Regions from separate parts of the Homo sapiens genome. Here regions 1, 2 and 3 are each linked to region 4. A link is a contact called in ENCODE Hi-C or POLR2A ChIA-PET data. All regions are on one chromosome and are shown on one strand. The core of a region is the stretch at or near the end of the contact, and the rest is flanking DNA. Distances in the headings are between cores, read along the strand shown.

Region 1 (3,352 bases), core at 623-3,122, 2.7 Mb after region 4:
CCACCACGCCCGGCTAATTTCTTGTATTTTTAGCAGAGACGGGGTTTCACCCGTGTTAGCCAGGATGGTCTCGATCTCCTGATCTCGTGATCCGCCCGCCTCGGCCTCCCAAAGTGCTGGGATTACGGGCGTGAGCCACGGCGCCTGGCCCCTACTGTCTACTGTTTTAAGCCTCTAAGTTTTGGTGTAATTTATTACACAATAGATACGTAGAAGAGAACTATTTCTATTTTTAAGGAAGGTATAATTGCAGTTCCAGAACCCCACATTTCTGGCATCTATTCTACTCCAACTTTTGGTGCAGATATTTAACATCTGGCTCAGAGTCTGAGTATTAGAAAAAGAGAAATTTACTAAGTGTTCTTCCTGTATTACTTATTGTCTCTGAATAATACACCTAAGGGTACCCATTTTTCTTCTTAAACTTTTTATTTCCTTTTCCACTTCCTATTCCTCCCCCTACAAATAAAACGGACTCCCGAACCTCCTTTTACATATTCACTTTTGTTGATAAGGTTCCTTAAGAGTAGTGATCTCTTTTAAACTTGTCATGTTTAAAAATCCAGTGTGCTCAAGGTATTTAATAAATATTCCATTTTACTAATACAAGAGATAATCACATAATAAATCCGCAGCCTATGAACTAAAGATACTGTTTGGGATAGCTTCTCTGACATAACTGACATATTATAAATTCCTCCCTATGACTCGCAGAAGCCATTTTCTGCAATGGCCAAACTTTGTCACACCCCATCCCCCTTATAGCAAATACCACTAACTTTGGGGCCTTCAGAGTATACATAACAGTACTTTTCTCCTTCCTGAATTCCACAAACATATAATTAGCTGGTCACTTTAATTATACGCTATCATGTATTGTTTGCTAATAATCTCTTAGACATTATTTCTGTCAAAACAAATAAGAGCTGATACATTCTCTAAGTAAGTGTCATCTGTTTTAACTTTCCCTCTTCCCCACCAACCTTACACATTATATGCAAAAACCCAAGGTCAAAACACGGTCCAAATTCCAGAAACCGCCTTTATTATGCTTTACCAGTAAGTCTTCTTCACTGAACTGTAGTTGCTGTAAACTTAATATATTTAATTTCTTTAATGGAAAAATATCAAAAGCAGATGCCAAATCTGATGCAACTAACTGACAAAGGAAACACAAATCTTGCTTACTTTCACTGAAACTTTTTATAGCCATCAGATGTCTGCACTTAAAATGTTTAGTTCCTATGCCCATTACGAATAAAACAAAATTCTGTATTTCAACATGTTTCAAGCCTCAGAAGTTCCCAGACATCCTTTTCTGAGTCTGGTGTGATGCAATAATTTTTCAAATGTCATTTAAAAAAATGGGCCAGGCTGCAGGGAAAGGACCATGTCACACTCTCAGCATTCAAGCCTCAAAGGCTCCGGGGCACGAAAGGCTCTTACAACCGGTTAAGGACGGCAATGGGCTCCTTCGGCACGACTCCCGGAACCCCACCCTGGGCCAGAAAAAGGCCAGGGGCGCGGAGCGTAGGCGGAGGGCTGGGGTTCTAGGGATCTAGAAAAAGCGCGAAGCCGGAGGGCGGCGCCAGGGCTCCTCGCAGACCCCAGGGCCGCGGGACGGTGCCGGCTCGTGGGTCACACGCACCCAGGAGGCTCCTGGCTCCCGCGTGGCGGCTGTTCCAGCACGCCCTCCGACCCGCAACCGGACCCTCCAGACATCAGACTCAGTGGTCCCCCACCTCCGGTCTCCCACCTCAGGACGCAGTTCCGCGGCGTCCACCCGGCCCCCTCCCCTCAGTCCCACGCAGCGGCTCAGCCATACCCACCCCGGCTTCTCTGAGTTCAATCCAGCAGCAGCTCGAGCAGCGGCTCCGCCCCTCGGTCGGAGCCATAGAGACGTCGGCTGCCGGCCAGAGTGGCCTCAGACCGCAGCGTCGGCCGAGAGGACGCCGGGATACTGGCCAGCTCCAAGTCGAAAGGAAGCGACGCATGAGTTGTTTGGTGCGGTGGGTAGATACCTCGAGTTTCTCCTCGCCCACCGTAGGCCCCGACCCCTAAAAAGGAAACTTTTGGGACGTCAGAGTGAGAGGAGAAAAGTGTCTTTTTAGTTTAGTTTTGTCAAACCTGAGGATTCGTTTTTCAGTTTAGCCGGAGCTGTGCCGCAAACGTAGCTGCCGACATCCCCACGACGCACCCAAGTGGTGGCCCGGAAGCTGGGGATAGAAAAGTGGCCTCCCCGAATGCCAGGCACACAGGCCTTACTACCAGAAGCTTGAGCTGGGAGCCTCGGCCGTCGCATCTCTAAGGTGCAGCGATACGGCCAACTTCCTTCCGCGAAGCCCTCAGGGTGGGCAACGGAGCTTTTCACCAGACTGAGGGACCGGGCGACCTGGCCGACCGGCGGCTCCTCACCGCCCCCTTGGGGATTTCTTGATAATTCTTTGCCACGATGCGGGCGGATGTTGTGGAGCTACTGTTTGTAGATCGCAGTAGCGTGACAGCACTTAATCATGACTACTAAATCCTCAGAAGTCGAAAAAGCAAGTCCATACAGAATAGTTTGACCCTAATTAAATTGCGCTTACAAGATACAGTTTGTTTACTGGGACTTTGGCTAGGTCCCATCCCGTCTCTGCCTCAGAGTGGTGGTTGCTCTTAGCACCAAGGAAATACCAGCTTGACATTTGACTCTAGGAAGCACAGGCCCAAAAGAAGAGGCCCAAGGAGGGACATTCTTCTTTCCCTTTCCTACCTACAGTTTCTCAAACCAAGTGTCAGATGGAAAGCAAGGGGTGGTATCATCGTAATTATACAGTTGACCATAGAAAATAAATTTCAATCTCAAAGTAAACTCCTAGGCCACCCCCAGAATCTTAGAGTTTCTCAATCATAGAACTCATTTCTTGTCACAGTCTTGGTTCTTAGCCAATGTAAAACACCCAACTGACAGGGAAAATTAAACACCTTTTAACTCCCACACACCTTAAATGAGAATTTAAAGTATCTTTCAGCAAATGTATTTATAATTTTGAGTGCTTTTAGCCATGTTAAGGACAAATTTTCTCCTTCTGAATGCAGTAATAATTTGGCATTACCCTTTTGGCAGTGTGGTACAAAGTCTTATAATCTAGGCTTTATGGAGCTATTGAGGAACAACATAGATGGCTTCATGCAAACCCAAACAATGTAATAGTAGTTCTTTTCTCTGTAGTCGGTCTACTGCCTGTAGATGTTTATTCCTTTTTTTTTTTTTTTTTTTTTTGAGACAGGGTCTCCCTCTGTCACCCAGGCTGGAGTGCAGTGGTGCAATCATAGCTCACTGCAGCCTTGACCTCCTGGGCTCAAGGGA
Region 2 (2,915 bases), core at 3-2,502, 2.8 Mb after region 4:
TTATTTTCTCCCACTAGGATATAAAGTCAACCGAAGCAGGGGCCTTATCTGTCTTATATGTAACAGTATCTCTGGCATCTAAAACAGTATTAGGCAAATAGTAAATGGCACAATAAATATTTGAATGATGAAAAATAAGTAAACTGCTCCTCTTGAATTTGCAATTTGAATTAATGGTGTCTCATTGTTAGCAGCCAATATTCTAAAACTTGACTTTCCACTCCATGCCCCTGTAACAAGTCCTGTTGATTTTCTGTCTTTGGAACCTGACTCTCTCTACCTCTTTCTCTTTTTCAGGCCATAGACTCTCCAACTCCTGCAACTGTCTGGAATTTCTTCTCTCTCCAATCCATCTCTAGTATTGATGACATAGGTAACTTTCCACAAGTCACACCATACCAAGTGCTTTACATCACCTGTTTACGTACTTATCAAATGGCAATATAGATTACAGATATATATATAAACACACACGTATATATCGGGTATGTCTACTTGGTATTTTAGGGGAAAAAACGGGTGCTGATACATAGATGGAAGACATTTTCTGATTCCAATTTGGGAAAAATAGTCTATCTTTGGTCAGGTCTTTTTTTTAATAGCTTTACTGAGGCGGTTTTCTAATTTTAAATAATCAAGCATACACAACAAACAGTGTAATGACTAAGGTTCTTGGCATACCATAGGAAACCATAACCCGGCTCCAACCCACACTGCCATTCTCATCTCTACAGTCTCATTCCCGCTTGCGTTCTCATCACCCAGCACATTACGTCAGGGTATGTTTAACACTCAAAAATCCACAAGTCTGTTCTTGACATGAATGAGAATCTCATTTCTTTCAAAATGCTATAGTCTCTAGTTACAGAAGGAGCCTGATCAAAACAACCACCAAAAGTCTTCCACTCACAGCAGTTCGGAGCCGAAAAGTTGCGGAAATGAGGCCCAGCAACGGTCCCTGGCTTTGATTTGCCAAAATGCTCTGGAAGCCGCAGCGTCGGCGCCTGCCCACCACTGCTTCTTCAGGGGTTTCTTCAGTTTGACAAATTACCAGCGAGTGATATTTCTTGGTGAAAGAAAAAAATCACAACCCTAGAGGAATAAGGTGGCAGGGAGAGTGTTTTGGCCAAGATGCCCGCCACGAAACAGGAAAGCGGAGACAGCGCCAACTGTAACCACTAAGAGAAAGCGCAAACCGCACAAGACCAGTTCAAAACCAGCGCCCTCAGGGAGCCGCTTCAGAGCTCCGCAACAGGGAAGACAGGAAGTCCCGCCCCTCCACAACAGGAAGGGCCGGAAGTCCCGCCCCTCCACTCCGGAGGCTGCCCTCGCTGCGTTCCCTACGAAGGGCGGAGCAGGAATTGGTGTAGGAAGGGGACGGGTGTTTCCTTGTTCGGAATGGGGTTGGCTCCTCTTTGATTTTTTACTTCTGGTGACCCACGCAAAAGCAGTCCCGACCTGGTTGTATTAATAATAAAGGCTGTAAGGATCAGCCTTTTGAACGGTCCAGCCGAGAACTAACCACAGAGCGCGTTTTAGTGGAGTGGTACTTATTTTTAAATAAGGTAAAAAACGATTATACTTCAGTAAAGCTGTTTAGAAAAAAAAAAACTTGGCCAAAGATGGAGAACTCTTCCTAATTTGGTATCAGAAAATAGGTCGTCTATGTATCTGCACCTTTTTTCCTTATAAAGTGGCAAATAAATGTGTCTGCTATATTTATTGCCACTAAACAAGTGTTTATGGAACACTCACTGTGTGTTTAGGCATAGTGGGGATAAAGCAGGGAAGGTGGCCCAGTTCTTTGCGGGTGAGGATCAGAGCTAGAGATTAACTGGAAAGAAAGAATAAACAATCATTTATTACAGTTGTGAGTGTTTCTAAGATAAAATACAGAGGTTTGTGAGAGCATAGAGAGGCATACCTTGTTTTATTGTGCATTTTATTGTGCTTTGCAGATACTGAGTTTACTACAAATGGAAGGTTTGAGGCAACCTTGATGGAGCAAGTGTATGGGTGCCATGTTTTTCCAACATCATGTGCTCACTTTGTGTCTCTGACATATTTTGGTAATTCCCACAATATTTCAAACTTTTTCATTATTTTTGTATCTGTTAGAGTGATCTGTGTGATCACTGATCTTTGATGTCACTACTGTAATTGTTTTGGGGGACCACAGATCATGCTCATACATTATAAAATGGCGAACTGAATCTGTTACAGGTAGTTAGGCATGAGCAAGGCAGGAGAGGGCTCTCCCCTGCCACCCACCCACTAGAAATGTTGGGTGATGGTTCAGCAATTATCACATGGCCTCTCTAAAAATGAAAATTTGGCAGCGCCAGGGAAAGGCCATTTCCTGATGGCCCACACCTGTTAACATCAAAATGTTAATTGAATGCAGGCCCCAGAGAGAAGCAACTTCCTGGGCATGCCGGTTAAGAGACAAAAGTGATGAAGTATGATTTTTCTGATACACTCCACCGGAAAAAGGAAGAAAGCCTCAGATGGGCATGTGTATAAATCCATAAAATCACTGTGTGTGCTCACTTCCCAAGGGTAAAGAGGGCTCTGAGCATGCAGGGAGCCCATCCTAAGATCATGGTTAAATGCGGCACTTGACCTTCTCTCTCTCTCTCTCCTTTTCTTTTTCTTTTTTTTTTGAGACGGAGTCTCACTCTGTCGCCCAGGCTGCAGTGCAGTGGCGCGATTTCAGCTCACTGCAATCTCCGCCTCCCGGGTTCAAGCAATTCTCTGCCTCAGCCCCCTCCCCGAGTAGCTGGGATTACAGGCGCCCACCACCATACCCGGCTAATTTTTTTGTATTTTTAGTAGAGACAGGGTTTCACCATCTTGGCCAGGCTGGTCTTGAACTCCTGACCTCATGATCCACCTGCTTCAGCCTCCCAAAGTTC
Region 3 (3,187 bases), core at 49-2,548, 2.4 Mb after region 4:
ACTAACAGTCTCCCAGTTGATCTCTATTCCTAGCAGCTTGTCCCATTTAATCTGTTCTCCATATTGGGGCTAGAATTATCTCTTTAAAAAGTACATCTTAGGATGTCACCATGCGGCAAGGCTTCCCCTTGCAAAAAGAAAATCTGACATCTTCAACACTTTTTATAAGGCACCCTTGTGCGTCTATCCAGCAACATTGTTTCAGTTTCCTGAATGCTATAATCTTGGTGCCTTTGCATGTGCTATACTTTTGGCTAAGAACACTTAGACTTCACATCACTTAAAAACATTTTTTGTTTTAATACAGATGGGGTCTCGCTATGTGCCCAGGCTGGCCTCAAACTCCTGGGCTGAACTCCTCCTCCCCAACTCGGCCTCCCAAAGTGCTGGGATTACAAGCGTGAGCCACCGCGCCCGCCCACATCTCTTCTTACAGGTCAACTGGCTTTCCTTGACACCCAGTTACTTCGTTCTTCAGGTGTTGCAAAACTCATCAGCAAGCACCTAGGCAATTACTGTTCAAAATATCTATGCAGTCTACTAGACTTAAGATTCAGAAAGGCAGAAACCACATATACCTTGTTCACAGCTGGACTTCTCAGTGTCTAGTACTAGGATTCTCAATACATATCTGTTGAAGTTATGATGACATTATTACCATATAGCTATTTGAGTTCCTCCGTAATCCCAATTCTCAAGTTCTTTGAGAGAAAAAAATAAGTAAATCTCAATTATAGAATTATCCTCAAAATGTATTTATATATAATATTTCTTTGGAGGAATTAAGGAAGCAGTCACATGCAGCTGACTGTGGGTCACTGGACTTTTTTTTTTTTTTGAGACGTTGTCTCGCTCTGTCGCCCAGGCTGGAATGCAGTGGCACTACCTCAGCTCACTACAACCTCCACCTCCCCGCTTCAAGCTATTCTCCTGCCTCAGCCTCCCGAATAGCTGGGATTACAGGCGCCCACCACCATTCCCGGCTAATTTTTGTATTTTTAGTAGAGACGGGGTTTCGCCATGTTGCCCAGGCTGGTTTCGAACTCCTGACCTCATGTGCTCCACCCGCCCAGGCCTCTCAAAGTGTTGGGATTACAGGCATGAGCCACCGCGCCGGCCTGGACTCTTTAAAGGAGTGGGGAAGGCCTGCACTAACGGGATCCGGTGTAAATAATTCTGAGCAGCTCCAGGTCCTGAGCCCAGCAAGCACGTGCTGCGGCAGGGCGCGGGGAGGGCGCGCTTCGCGGAGGAAGATTCCGGGCGGCCCGAACGTGCTCGCGCCCGTAGCTGCCGCTGCCGGGGCCGCGGCCGCCCGGGTGCCCAACCGAACGCACGTGCGCCAGCGGGGCCCGAGCAGAAGGGGAGCCCCGGCTCTCACGAAGAAAATGGAGGGCGACCCACGGGTTAGGGGTCAGGAAAGGCGTGGGGCGCATTATGCCCTGGGAGGGGAAAGCACGGAACAAGAGGCTCTGAGGGACGGAGAGGAAGGAGGGCGACCCACGAGCTAGGTAAGGCGGGCCAACCCAGGTCTCGGAAGGAAGGGGGCGGGGCAGGACGGGGCGGGAGGGGCCGCGCAGTAGCTGGGCTGTGAGGACGGTTGGCGAGTTCATTCCGGGCTCGGGTCGGGAAGTGTCCGCCCCTGGAGTCAAGCTGGGGAGGGTGAGAGGTTGAAGGGCAATGACTTAGGTTCCCAGCTTCTGGCCCTGCCAGGCTCTGCAGTAGCCCAAGCCCACCGCTGCCCGGTTTCTTCTCAGAGAGCAAGCCCTCGCCCTTCGTGAGCGCCAAATCCCCGCGCTCGGCCCCGCCCATCCACTGAGGGGTGTGGGTAGGGGCGTGGCCCGTTCCCTTGCTGGTCGGCGCCCGGAAGGCGTCCGCGTCAGCCGGAGCTCGACGCGGTGACGGTGTGCGTCGACGTAAGTGACGCGCAAGCCTGGGCCGCTCCTCCTTCCCTCAGTGAGTGCCGGCCCGGTCGGGGCGGGGGAGAAGAGGGAGGGCGGGGGAGGGAGAGGCGACCCGAGAGTCGTTGTGGGTCGCGGGCCGGACCGGGTCCCGGGGCGGTGGGAGCCCCGGCCGGGCAGAAGGGCTTGGCGGGCCGTTAGAGGACCGCCACGGCTGTCGAGTCCCCTCCCTTGTTGGACTTGCGCGCCCTGGCGCTCGGAACCTCCGGCGCTGTGCCCACCCCGCTCTAGCTCGCGTCTCCCGACTCCAATTAGGTCAGGCTCGGAGTCCCGCGGCCGCGGCTCCGGTCTCAACGCTCCGGGGCCGCTCGGCTCGCCTTTCTTCCCTCGCCTTTCTCTCCTCTTGCTTCACCCTCCCCCCTTCTTTTCACGTTGCTGGTTTTTTTTGTTGTTGTTTTATGCTTTAGGGGTTTTGTTCCTCGGCTCGAGCTCATGGGTGTACATTATCATGCTCTTCTTTTGTAGAGCAGCCCGACGGCCATGGAGGCTGAAGAGACGATGGAATGCCTTCAGGAGTTCCCTGAACATCATAAAATGATCCTCGACCGATTGAATGAACAGCGAGAGCAGGACCGGTTTACTGACATCACCCTAATTGTCGACGGTGGGTAGGGCAGTGGGCAGAGGAGCGAATTTTTGGCTTCAGTTTTTTTCTGTCCTTCGGACACCCGCCTTTTTTTTTTTTTTTTTTTTTTTAACCCATCCTCTATGGTCTCCCTACCAAAGTCTGCAGAGTGTGTGCACTGGGACCAGATTGCACTTGTCAGTGTCCACTCACACAGCGTGCTGCAGAAGGCTGGTTGGTCAGTCATGCCTTCCACGTAGTCTGGTGTTCATCTCATTTTAACTTCTTACATCCTGTTGAGTGCAAGATGATGTCGTTGGGGACAGATTGTCTCAAAATGTTTGGTTGATAGCCTCTTGTTGGTAAGCTTTGAGAAGTCCCTTACAGGAGTCATTTGGGAAGTGTTGATTTTTTTTCTAGTTTCCCAAATGGTCTTGAAGGGAGAATGAGAGATTCCATTGCAGCACTCATACCCCCTTTGAGAATCTCCAAAATAAAATGGGGTCTTTACCAGCCTTAGGAGTTGCCTCTATAATGGAAGGAAATCCAGCGTGGGTATGTTTTCTGTTTAGCGAAAATAGGTTTCTCAAGGTAACCTGTTTTTAAAATTATGGGTCTACCATAGATGGAGCTTCCAAATATTAGGCATATTAAAATGTTTTTC
Region 4 (3,210 bases), core at 232-2,731:
TGAGAAAAAGGGAAAAGACTAAAATAGTCACTGTGGAGATAAGGAAAAGCAACAAAGGAAAAATAGAGATACCAAACAGTAGTATCAAGGGCCCACTACTGTGTAAAAGCATGAATCTGTTATCAAGGCCATTAGCAAAGTTTTATATTTTCTTCAAAAGTGTCTGGAAACCACAGAGTACAGTCAATTTCATACACGATATGTGCTACAAGAGAGTAAACAAAGGATGCCATGACATCAGAGAAGAGACACTTGAGGCTTTCTGGAGGACTTAAGCTTTGAAGAAAACTTAGCCAGGCTTAAAAAGGTATGTGAATCCTAGAGCATGCAAAGCACTTTCTGCATTAGAAAATTTAACATTCCCAGTTGTTTCAGATATCTTAAGCCGAACGAGTTTATTGTTCCTCTATGACTATCTGAACATGAAATTAAAACTTCTTATGAAGGAGGCTTTCCTGAGTCTAGTTAGAAGCACGAGGCTTCAACATCCTAGACTTAACATTTTTTTACCAGAGTAAGAAACCATGAGAGTAAACCACAATCCACACCGGTTTCATGTTAAACTCATGAAACCAGACAAATTCAACCTTTTATATAGGATTATATTTCAGGAATGGCATAACGATTCTAAACAACGACGCTGTATTCTAAATTCCTGTACTGTTACAAAGATCCCTATAGTAGGCGCTCAACAACTGGCGACGGCTTCACATTTACCCAGCCGCCAGAGAGGGCTTGTCTTGAGTGTGTCTGAGGATGCAGCACCCAAAGGGAAAAACCACTACATGAACAAGATCAGGAAATCACAACAGCATCCTTCTGGGTAAAAGGAGGTATTCAGAGGTGAGGAATCCAAGAAACGATTTACCCAAAAACGCCACCGCAAGAGAAAAACCAGTATTAGTGACTTTCCCTTCATCGGTCAACAATAATAAAAACGCTCAGAAAGGCTGCCCCGGACGTCACCTGCGCGTTCACGGACCGCCCCGGGCCGCAGACACCTCTCCAGCGGGGAGCGGCCGGCTCGTCCCGCCCGTCCCACCGCTCAGGGAAGGTTGCGGCCGCGCAGCTCCGCGAAGGTGCCACGGCGGGCCCGACCCTCAGACTCGCTTGTCCCTGGAGACCAACCCTAGCGACCAGGCTCTGCCGGATCCCGTCGGGTTTCAACTCCTATTCCGAAGGTCCTTTCTCCCCTAATCACAACACCCACTCGCCTCTTTTTCCTCCTCTTCCTCAGCTTCCACCGCCGACCGGGCAGCCCCAGTTACCCGATAACGGCTCCCAAGGCCCCGTGTTTACATTCTTTCCCACTGGAAGCAGAAATTATCACGCCCAAATTCCTACCTGCCTTCCCTGGATTCCTGGTTTCCTAAGAAACGGGTTTGGCCCACCCCTGGGCGTTCGAACAGTCCACAGAAGCGGGCAAAGGAAAGACGACTCAGTCTTTCCCCTCCGCCAATCTCTTCTCCGGGACCACAAATCCCAGAAGTCACCGCGGCCGCCCCCACTGCATGACCTTCTGGGATTTGTAGTAGTCAGGGCCACGCGGCTGGGCGCGCCCTCTAGCAGCAGCCCTGAGTGACCGCAGCGCACGAGCGCGGGAAAATGAGGCTGCGCGGGCTGAAGAGCGCACCGAGAGGAGCCGCCCCCGCGGTACCGCGCAGCCTCGCGTCCCGTCAGTGGGGAACAAGGTGAGGGGAAAACTTATTTTACGGGATTCAAAGGATTAGGATATGCTCCTTCCCCGAAGGGGTTTATAGCCTAGCTGATGAGGTCGGCCAGACGCAGAGAACAGAGAGGCAAAATTCGGTTATAAAGGGCTCGAGGCGGCCGGGCGGGGAGGCTAGTCAGGGAGGCTCGAGGCTGAACTGCAGGCTTCACGTTAAAGTTACAAGTGAGTTGGACCCAGAAGGCAGAATTACAGCCAGAACGTAGCTGTGCATCATGTCTTGAAAATAAACGAGCACATGTAATAAAGGTAATCAAGATTGTTAATTTCTCCAACTCTCCTGCCCAAAAGACTCATTTTTGGAAGTCATACTTTCTCAGCCTCAGCACCATTAACATTTCAAACTGGATAATGCTTTGTTGGGGGACGGGGTGTTCTGTGCATTGTAGGGTGCTTAGCAGCATCTCTGGTCTCTGTCCACGGGATGTCACCACCAGTCGATTGTGACAGCCAATGGTTTCCCCAGTGAAATTTCCCCTGGAAGAAAAACTATCCCTCCCACCCTGCCCCGTTGAGAACCACTGATGTCGACCAACGATTGTCCTGAGGGTCAATGACACCCTTTCAAAGCCAAAATTATTTTCATACTAATATGAAGACGTGATTTGCCCTTTGCACAATGCTGACATTTGCACTGATGGTGGAAAAGCAATGGTAGGTCAAGGTGCTGGCCCCTCCACAGGAATTACAGTAATGACACCAAACCGTACTGGAGCTCTTCACCACCACACGCTCACAGTAAGAAAAATGGGCCGGGCGCGGTGGTTCACGCCTGTAATCTTAGCACTTTGGGAGGTCAGGAGTTCGAGACCAGCCTGGCCAACATGGCGAAACCCCATCTCTACCAAAAATACAAAAATTAGCCAGGCCTGGCGGCACGCACCTGAATCCCAACTACTCGGGAGGCTGGGGTGGGAGGATCCCTTGAGCCTGGGAGGTCGAGGCTGCAGTGAGCCGAGGTCATGCCACTGCATTCCAGCCTGGATGACAGAGCAAGGCACGGTCTCAAAAAAAAAAAAAAAAATGGAAAAATGAACGCTGTCACCAGAGAATATCCCTGATGAAGTTGTAAAAGTTACTTTATTATAACCACTCCGACACTTAATATTCTTTGTAAAAACTTGGAAGTCCTCACAAAGTACTTCTGCTGCATATTGAAGTATGACGTATCAAAGAAGAGCTACTGTGAGATGGCATTATAAACTGAAGTAAATACTTTTTTTTCCTGGAACACAAATTTTACTAAGATGAGTGACAAACCGGTTATTCGGACTTGGGTATTTGACAAACCTTTCTTGAAAATGAACAAAGGGAATCTGTAACTTCAAGAAAAACAAGGAAAGGGAAAGGGGAAGGGGAAAGGAAAGGAAAAAAGAGAAATAGGGAGGGAGGGAGGAAAGAAAAAAAAATTGAGTTTGTTGCCAATGATAAAATTCAAGATTTTAGGCAAAAAAAAAATATGATTTTGGAAAAATGGTATT

Evidence for each region. Hi-C counts contacts between places; a loop is a spot of excess contacts on that map. ChIA-PET counts read pairs that join two places held with the same protein, here RNA polymerase II (POLR2A). Pooled maps may share reads with other maps.
Region 1: a loop to region 4 is called in a map of CD8-positive, alpha-beta T cell, with 5 times the contacts of the local background. The contact joins the promoter of TMEM267 here to the promoter of TTC33 in region 4. A Hi-C loop is called at or near these places in 2 of 168 maps with a recorded cell type or tissue (CD4-positive, alpha-beta T cell and CD8-positive, alpha-beta T cell) and 8 of 50 pooled maps. POLR2A ChIA-PET finds 5 or more read pairs at or near these places in 2 of 52 experiments (CD4-positive, alpha-beta T cell and CD4-positive, alpha-beta memory T cell).
Region 2: a loop to region 4 is called in a pooled map, with 9 times the contacts of the local background. The contact joins the promoter of C5orf34 here to the promoter of TTC33 in region 4. A Hi-C loop is called at or near these places in 6 of 50 pooled maps.
Region 3: a map with no recorded cell type shows a loop between it and region 4 (9-fold over the local background). The contact joins the promoter of ZNF131 here to the promoter of TTC33 in region 4. A Hi-C loop is called at or near these places in 1 of 37 single-sample maps with no recorded cell type and 8 of 50 pooled maps. POLR2A ChIA-PET finds 5 or more read pairs at or near these places in 2 of 52 experiments (activated B cell and activated CD8-positive, alpha-beta memory T cell).

Annotation. Positions count from the first base shown.
Region 1 is chr5:43,481,993-43,485,344 of GRCh38, forward strand. It overlaps TMEM267 (transmembrane protein 267), which reads right to left and starts at 1,873. Exons shown (of 3, transcript NM_022483.5): 1 at 1,830-1,873. C5orf34-AS1 (C5orf34 antisense RNA 1) reads left to right here and starts at 1,927. Exons shown (of 3, transcript XR_007058763.1): 1 at 1,927-2,009. RefSeq lists a silencer at 1,728-1,958 and enhancers at 1,904-2,747, 2,013-2,202.
Region 2 is chr5:43,513,896-43,516,810 of GRCh38, forward strand. It overlaps C5orf34 (chromosome 5 open reading frame 34), which reads right to left and starts at 1,253. Exons shown (of 13, transcript NM_198566.4): 1 at 911-1,253. It overlaps LOC124900190 (a long non-coding RNA gene), which reads left to right. Exons shown (of 3, transcript XR_007058764.1): 2 at 298-2,915. RefSeq lists an enhancer at 861-1,020.
Region 3 is chr5:43,119,616-43,122,802 of GRCh38, forward strand. ZNF131 (zinc finger protein 131) reads left to right here and starts at 1,299. Exons shown (of 7, transcript NM_001330707.2): 1 at 1,299-1,508; 2 at 2,424-2,562. The coding sequence starts at 2,439. RefSeq lists enhancers at 961-1,020, 1,818-2,386, 2,387-2,954 and silencers at 1,201-1,550, 1,981-2,240.
Region 4 is chr5:40,754,480-40,757,689 of GRCh38, forward strand. TTC33 (tetratricopeptide repeat domain 33) reads right to left here and starts at 1,482. Exons shown (of 5, transcript NM_012382.3): 1 at 1,345-1,482. RefSeq lists an enhancer at 1,356-1,505.